Linked DNA regions of Homo sapiens: region 1 is linked to region 2. Evidence: chromatin contacts called from ENCODE Hi-C or POLR2A ChIA-PET data. All regions are on one chromosome and are shown on one strand. The core of a region is the stretch at or near the end of the contact, and the rest is flanking DNA. Distances in the headings are between cores, read along the strand shown.

The links. Hi-C counts contacts between places; a loop is a spot of excess contacts on that map. ChIA-PET counts read pairs that join two places held with the same protein, here RNA polymerase II (POLR2A). Pooled maps may share reads with other maps.
Region 1: a pooled map shows a loop between it and region 2 (1.9-fold over the local background). The contact joins the promoter of IL17A here to the promoter of PAQR8 in region 2. A Hi-C loop is called at or near these places in 2 of 50 pooled maps. POLR2A ChIA-PET finds 5 or more read pairs at or near these places in 3 of 52 experiments (OCI-LY7, activated CD4-positive, alpha-beta T cell and activated T-cell).

Annotation. Positions count from the first base shown.
Region 1 is chr6:52,184,487-52,187,782 of GRCh38, forward strand. IL17A (interleukin 17A) reads left to right here and starts at 1,889. Exons shown (of 3, transcript NM_002190.3): 1 at 1,889-1,972; 2 at 3,117-3,296. The coding sequence starts at 1,946.
Region 2 is chr6:52,360,528-52,363,518 of GRCh38, forward strand. It overlaps PAQR8 (progestin and adipoQ receptor family member 8), which reads left to right and starts at 1,624. Exons shown (of 2, transcript NM_133367.5): 1 at 1,624-1,722. RefSeq lists silencers at 1,028-1,213, 1,387-1,876.

The DNA of each region.
Region 1 (3,296 bases), core at 639-3,138, 180 kb before region 2:
GGGGGGTAAGGCTAGAAAGGAAGTTGTACGAACTCAAATATTAATTCAAATGCTAAGAGGCTTACCCTTCATTCTGTATGCAAGCTAATGGCAGAAGAAAAGGCACAATTAGAGCCATGCTTTGAGAATCATTATTGAAAGCATGTCGAAGATGGTCTGAAGGAAGCAATTGGGAAAAGCAAGCATAGCTCATCCAAGTGGGTGAGAGTGTGAGTTAGAGGAAGCTTGGAAATTGGTGATGTGAGAGATGCTGCAGCTTCTGGGATTGCTGCCTGGTCGTGTGTAGAGGAGGGGCAGTAGGGCTCATTCTGAATCTTGTCTTGAAAAGCACATAGATAGTGATGCCAAAACCAGGACTACGGAAATCACTTGAAGCTGTATCCTACCTCCTCCTCCATCTGTATCTGCTTCACCTATCAAGGATATCTACTATTGCCACTAAAATTCAGGTGCTTATGGCCTCCCTCATTCATCAGCCAGGGTTTATCTGGCCAGGAAAGAGAAGCCCCTTCAGGCATTTGCAACAGAGGGAGTTTAAGTCAGAGAACTAGTCACCCTGGTAGTTGAGATTGCCATCAGCAAGAAGCTGTTACCATTTGAAGGCTGCAGGGACAAAGGGAGTGAGCAGTCCTCTGGGAGACTGAGGAAGGAAGCTCCTGGCTTCTCCCCACTTTCCACTTTCCACTTCCCACTTTTACTCATCTGTCCTCCAATTCCCTTTTGGCTGAGCCTAGCTGAAACCCAGCTGACAGGGGAGTTTGAGCAAGCAGCCTCCAGGGTCAGCCCTCTGAGTTACAGGTAGAGCAGGACAGGGAGGAATGGATCTCAGGACAAACAGGTTCAGGATCCGGCAAACTAATTTTACACTCCAGCCATTGAGTTGGAACTACTGGCCAGCCTCCCCCCGAGTTAGCATGTAGAATATGGGATACCAGCTGAGTGCCTGAGAGTTATCATTCACCTCAGTGGGGGTAGGGGCGGAGAAGGGTGACATATAGCCAGCCACATCTATATCCACTGGCCCTTCCTTGTCCTAGTCCTCTGTATTCCTGAGAAGGAACTATTCTCAAGGACCTGAGTCCAAGTTCATCTTACTTAGAGTACAGAGAAAAGAACCGCTAACTCCTTCTCTCTTTCCCCCATCATGTCTCCTCTCCTTTCTAGTTCTCATCACTCTCTACTCCCCCCTGCCCCCCTTTTCTCCATCTCCATCACCTTTGTCCAGTCTCTATCCCCATTTTCAATTCCTTCCTCAAAACACCAAGTTGCTTGGTAGCATGCAGGGTTGGAACATGCCTTTAACAGAAAATCTCGTGTCTCTTGAACCTAGTTATTTATTCCTTGAGCAGAGTAGATATTCAACAAAAGAATTGTTAAATTCAATTAAATAGGATATATCTTATTATTAAATATTTTTTTCATTTTTTGTTTACTTATATGATGGGAACTTGAGTAGTTTCCGGAATTGTCTCCACAACACCTGGCCAAGGAATCTGTGAGGAAAAGAAAGATCAAATGGAAAATCAAGGTACATGACACCAGAAGACCTACATGTTACTTCAAACTTTTTCTTCCTCATGAACCATTAAAATAGAGCATAACTCTTCTGGCAGCTGTACATATGTTCATAAATACATGATATTGACCCATAGCATAGCAGCTCTGCTCAGCTTCTAACAAGTAAGAATGAAAAGAGGACATGGTCTTTAGGAACATGAATTTCTGCCCTTCCCATTTTCCTTCAGAAGGAGAGATTCTTCTATGACCTCATTGGGGGCGGAAATTTTAACCAAAATGGTGTCACCCCTGAACCCACTGCGACACGCCACGTAAGTGACCACAGAAGGAGAAAAGCCCTATAAAAAGAGAGACGATAGCGCTACATTTTGTCCATCTCATAGCAGGCACAAACTCATCCATCCCCAGTTGATTGGAAGAAACAACGATGACTCCTGGGAAGACCTCATTGGTGGTGAGTCCTGCACTAACGTGCGATGCTCTTGCTGATTTGGACCAGATAGTATTTCTGGACCGTGGGCATGAAACGCTGGGTTCTGACTATGGAGATCCAGGAATACTGTATATGTAGGATAGGAAATGAAAGCTTTGGTAGGTATTTAAGTCATTGTGCAGCATTTTCAAGAACTGATACACAGCAGTTTGAAAGATAAGATTAAAACTGAAAGATAGCTATATTGGGGCTAAACCACACAAGAAGTGTCACATGATGCTGTGCAGTAAGAAAGAAAATTTATTGAAAGTCTGTTTTTCTGAGTACAAAGGATTTAATATAATTCTCCCACGGCATTTTTCTTTAAAATGGGTCACTATCCTTGAGATTTTGAAAGCCGTAGCAGCAACAACCTTTGTTTCCATTATCTCGTACCATATTCTCAGTACATTGAAACTATGTATTCTAACTAAACATAGGTATAACTGTGTTTTAGAATAAGTGGGGTTTATATTTTTTAAATATTTAACTTCAAGTATCTTTTTTGAAATCTGATTTTATTACAGAATCAATACATGTTAAATTTAGAACAACTGGAAAATATACCTAAGAAAACATGAAGGAGATCGAGTTTTTAGTTGGATGCCTGCCAGTAGCACCAACAGCACTTCTAGCATGAATATTGATACCACATAGATTTTCTATAGCTCTTTCTTCCAATGTGAATGTTTGACTTCACGATGAGTTTCACAGAATATGGGACTGAGAACAATGGTGCAGGAGGATATTTCTACCTAGAAAATCAAGGTTATTATTCCTTCCCAGACCTGACAATGATGCATGTGCTGATAGGCTAATGACATGCCATGACTTGACATTTTTATTAAAATTATTGCCAACCAATGGATAACATGTCTTTCCTAAGTCAAAAGGAGAATGTTGAAACTAGTTTTTTTAAAAAAATTTTAAAGCCATGGTGTTAACATTATGTTGGTCATCTACCTAGATTTTTCTCTAGCTGATCTGAAAAATGTAGTATAGATTGTCCTGGAACATTGTGTGTTCTCTATGATTAGCAATGCATCATCATCACAATTAATTTGTCAAAAAGAACCACATAGTAATCTAATCTCCAACCTCTCTCTCCTTTCCCATTCAATTCTAGTCACTGCTACTGCTGCTGAGCCTGGAGGCCATAGTGAAGGCAGGAATCACAATCCCACGAAATCCAGGATGCCCAAATTCTGAGGACAAGAACTTCCCCCGGACTGTGATGGTCAACCTGAACATCCATAACCGGAATACCAATACCAATCCCAAAAGGTCCTCAGATTACTACAACCGA
Region 2 (2,991 bases), core at 374-2,873:
TGCTAACCTGTAATTTTGTTTCTAGAGTGGCCCAAAGTGGAAGGAGTTTTCACTCCCTCTCAATAAGCCCTCTTGTACGGTTGTGACCTCTGGCCTATCATAGGTTTTTGACGATAAAGGAGAGCCCGGGTTTTTGAGGTTAAGGGAGAGTTCCCTGACATCTTTGGGGTGAAGAAGAGATGGAGGGAGCAAAGCTGCCAAAGACCTCCTGTGACATTTCCACTAGTATCCACCTATAAGTAAGTGCTGGACTATGATTCCCTGGGGAGATCAGTGGCTCTAAAGACAGGCCCCTGGGCTCTTTCCTGGCTCTGACTCAGCTTCAAACCTGCCGTGCAACTGCTCAGAGTCTAAATGTCTTCATTTATGGAACTGAAATAATCCTGCTAAGATTACTTTCTTTGCTTCGTGATGTTTGCCTGAGAATAAGTAGCTGGGACTACAGGCGTGTGCCACCACGCCCATCTAATTTTTGTATTTTTTGCAGAGACAGGGTCTCACCTTGTTACCCAGGCTGGTCTCGAACTCCTGGGCTTAAGCAATCTGCCCACTTTGGCTTCCCAAAGTTCTGGGATTACAGGTGTGAACCATCACACTCGGCTAAAATGTTTTGAAAAATGGAAACATTGTACAAATGTGAGATGTTGTGCAACATGTCACTGAAACACGGTGGTATAAGAGAAGTTTTGGGAACCAGCAGACCAGAATTAGGCCTGAGAAAATCTTACAGTAAGCAGACCAGAATTAGGCCGTCTGAGAAAATCTTACAGTAAGCAGACCAGAATTAGGCCTGTCTGACAAAATCTTACAGTAAGCAGGCCATCTTCCCAGGCCTTCTCTTTTCTCCAGATAATGAAGAAGGCTTTTTAAAAGCAAAGCCAACTTGATTTGTTAATTGATCATCCAACTTCTTAACTGTCTTTTTCTCATGGTAAAATACCGAGAACATTGTGGGTGAGGAGCAAGTCGGGAGGTGGAACCCACCCCCGCACCCTGCCTCCAATAGATTGTATGTGTGGGTCGCTATTGCTGGGACCCACGAAGGCTGTGGATTGAGGACACAGGGTAGAAGTGGGATCTTCTGCAGGTCAGTGTCAGATGTGTCTGTGTGATGTAGTCATGGGAGAGGCGCGAGTCTTGGGCGGGTGTATCTTAGGGGTGTGGAAGTGTCTGCAAGGGCCTCCGTGGTATGTCATCACATTATTTATATCATGGGCATGACCCTGAACGTTCACCCGAGAGTGGTGAGAGAAAGGCCAGGATTTAAATCAGTCTTGACAGCGCAGATGAAGTTTGTTATTGTTTTCCGCCCTTCCCGAGGGACTTCGGAAATGGCCCCCTGAGAGGTGAATTCTTGGAAAGAATATGAGGGCGGTTAAGGCGTCTCTGTCTCAAACTCTCCGGATTTTTTGCAGCTACCAGGGACTGCGAGGGTCTGCGTCCTGGGTGGAAGGAAGCGGCGTCAGTCAACTTCCTCGCAGCGGCGGCAGCGGCGCGGGCTGCAGCGGAGCGCGCGGGTCTGCGCATCCCGCCCCCGGGTCGGGAAGGGGCGGAGCTGGGCGTCACCCGCCCCCGGCGGTCTCCTCCTCCCGGCCGCTCCCCCGAGCCGAGCCCGCCGCGGTCACAGCCACCCGCGGGAAGCTCGTGGCCGGGACCCCGAGGCGGGAGCGCGGGCTGGGCCGGGCTGGGCTACGCGCACGGGCTCGGCCGCCGCCCCTGCCGGTGAGTCCCGCCGCGGGAGGCGCGGAACGGGTCGAGTTGGGTATTGGGACCGCGAGGTCGGGGAGCCCCGGGGCCCGAGCTCGGGAGGCGGGGACGTCAGGATCGCGGCGTTGGGGAGTCCTCGCACCCCGAGCTCAGAGGGGAGGTCCAGAGTCGCAGCGTTGGGAACCTGAGGCCAGGGGCCGGAGTTTAGGGCCCCGATGTTGAGTCTCCGAATCCAAGCCCGGAAGGGGGGACGACGGGTTAGGATGCTGGGGAGCCCTGGAGCTCTGAACGGCTGTAGTGGGGTGGCCAGGACTGCGATGCTGGGGAGTCATGGAGCCTGAGCCTGGAGAGCTGGCGGGGGTGTGGGGACCGCGATGTTGGGAAGGCTGAGCCCGGAGGGCGGGAGATTCAGGACCAAGACGTGGGGGAGTCCGACAGGGCAGAACGAGGGGCGTCCTGTCCGCATTTGTGGGGCGCCCTCCGCAGGGCGGAGGGGAACGGAACCTGGGAGGGGAGTGCGGAGGAGAGGAAGCCCGGGGCGGTAGGGAGAGCCCGAGGAAGGGCAGCCCGAGGTAGGGGAACCCCGGAAAGAGTAGGGTGGGTCTAGGCATGTGCTTTCGCCGGGGAAAGATGGAGGGGGCTTCTCTGAGAGGGTGGGCGCGAGGAGCGGAGTTGTGATGGGAACCGCCGGCAGCTGGCTAATGGGCGGATGCTGGGGCTTGGCTGGATGGGAACGCCGCGGTGGGGTGTCGGAGGTGGCTGGTGGGGCTGGAACGCTGGGAACGTCTGTCTAGGCTATGAGAACGCAGCGCCCTCGGTGGAACAGGGTCGTAGATAACTCGAGAGGGAATCTAGTCTAGGGAGCAAGACCGGGCATCCCCAGACGGAGGCGGGTGGGGACCTCGCACTCAGCGCGCTTGGGGAATATTCGGAGCCTGGGTTTGGGGGCTGCTGCACCTTGCCGACCCGGTGCGGGGACCTGGAGGTAGCCGGGCACAGCAGCTTCCTGTGCAGCTGTGGGTGCTCCAGGCACTGGCAGACTAGTGGGAAGTCCAGGAGCCTTGGCAGGCTCATTGTCTTGACCTAAGTTGCATTCCATATTTCTTAGCTGGGTTAGAAATGATTTTGTCCAGGAACCCAATGAGAAGAGCCTGGGCTAAAAAAATTAGTTATGGAGTGAGATTTCAAATGTACAGGTAATACCTACCCGTGTGTGTGCGCGCCTTAGGGATAACTCATACAATACACTGTATGTGTGATTTTTAGACCCACGTGTGTACTACT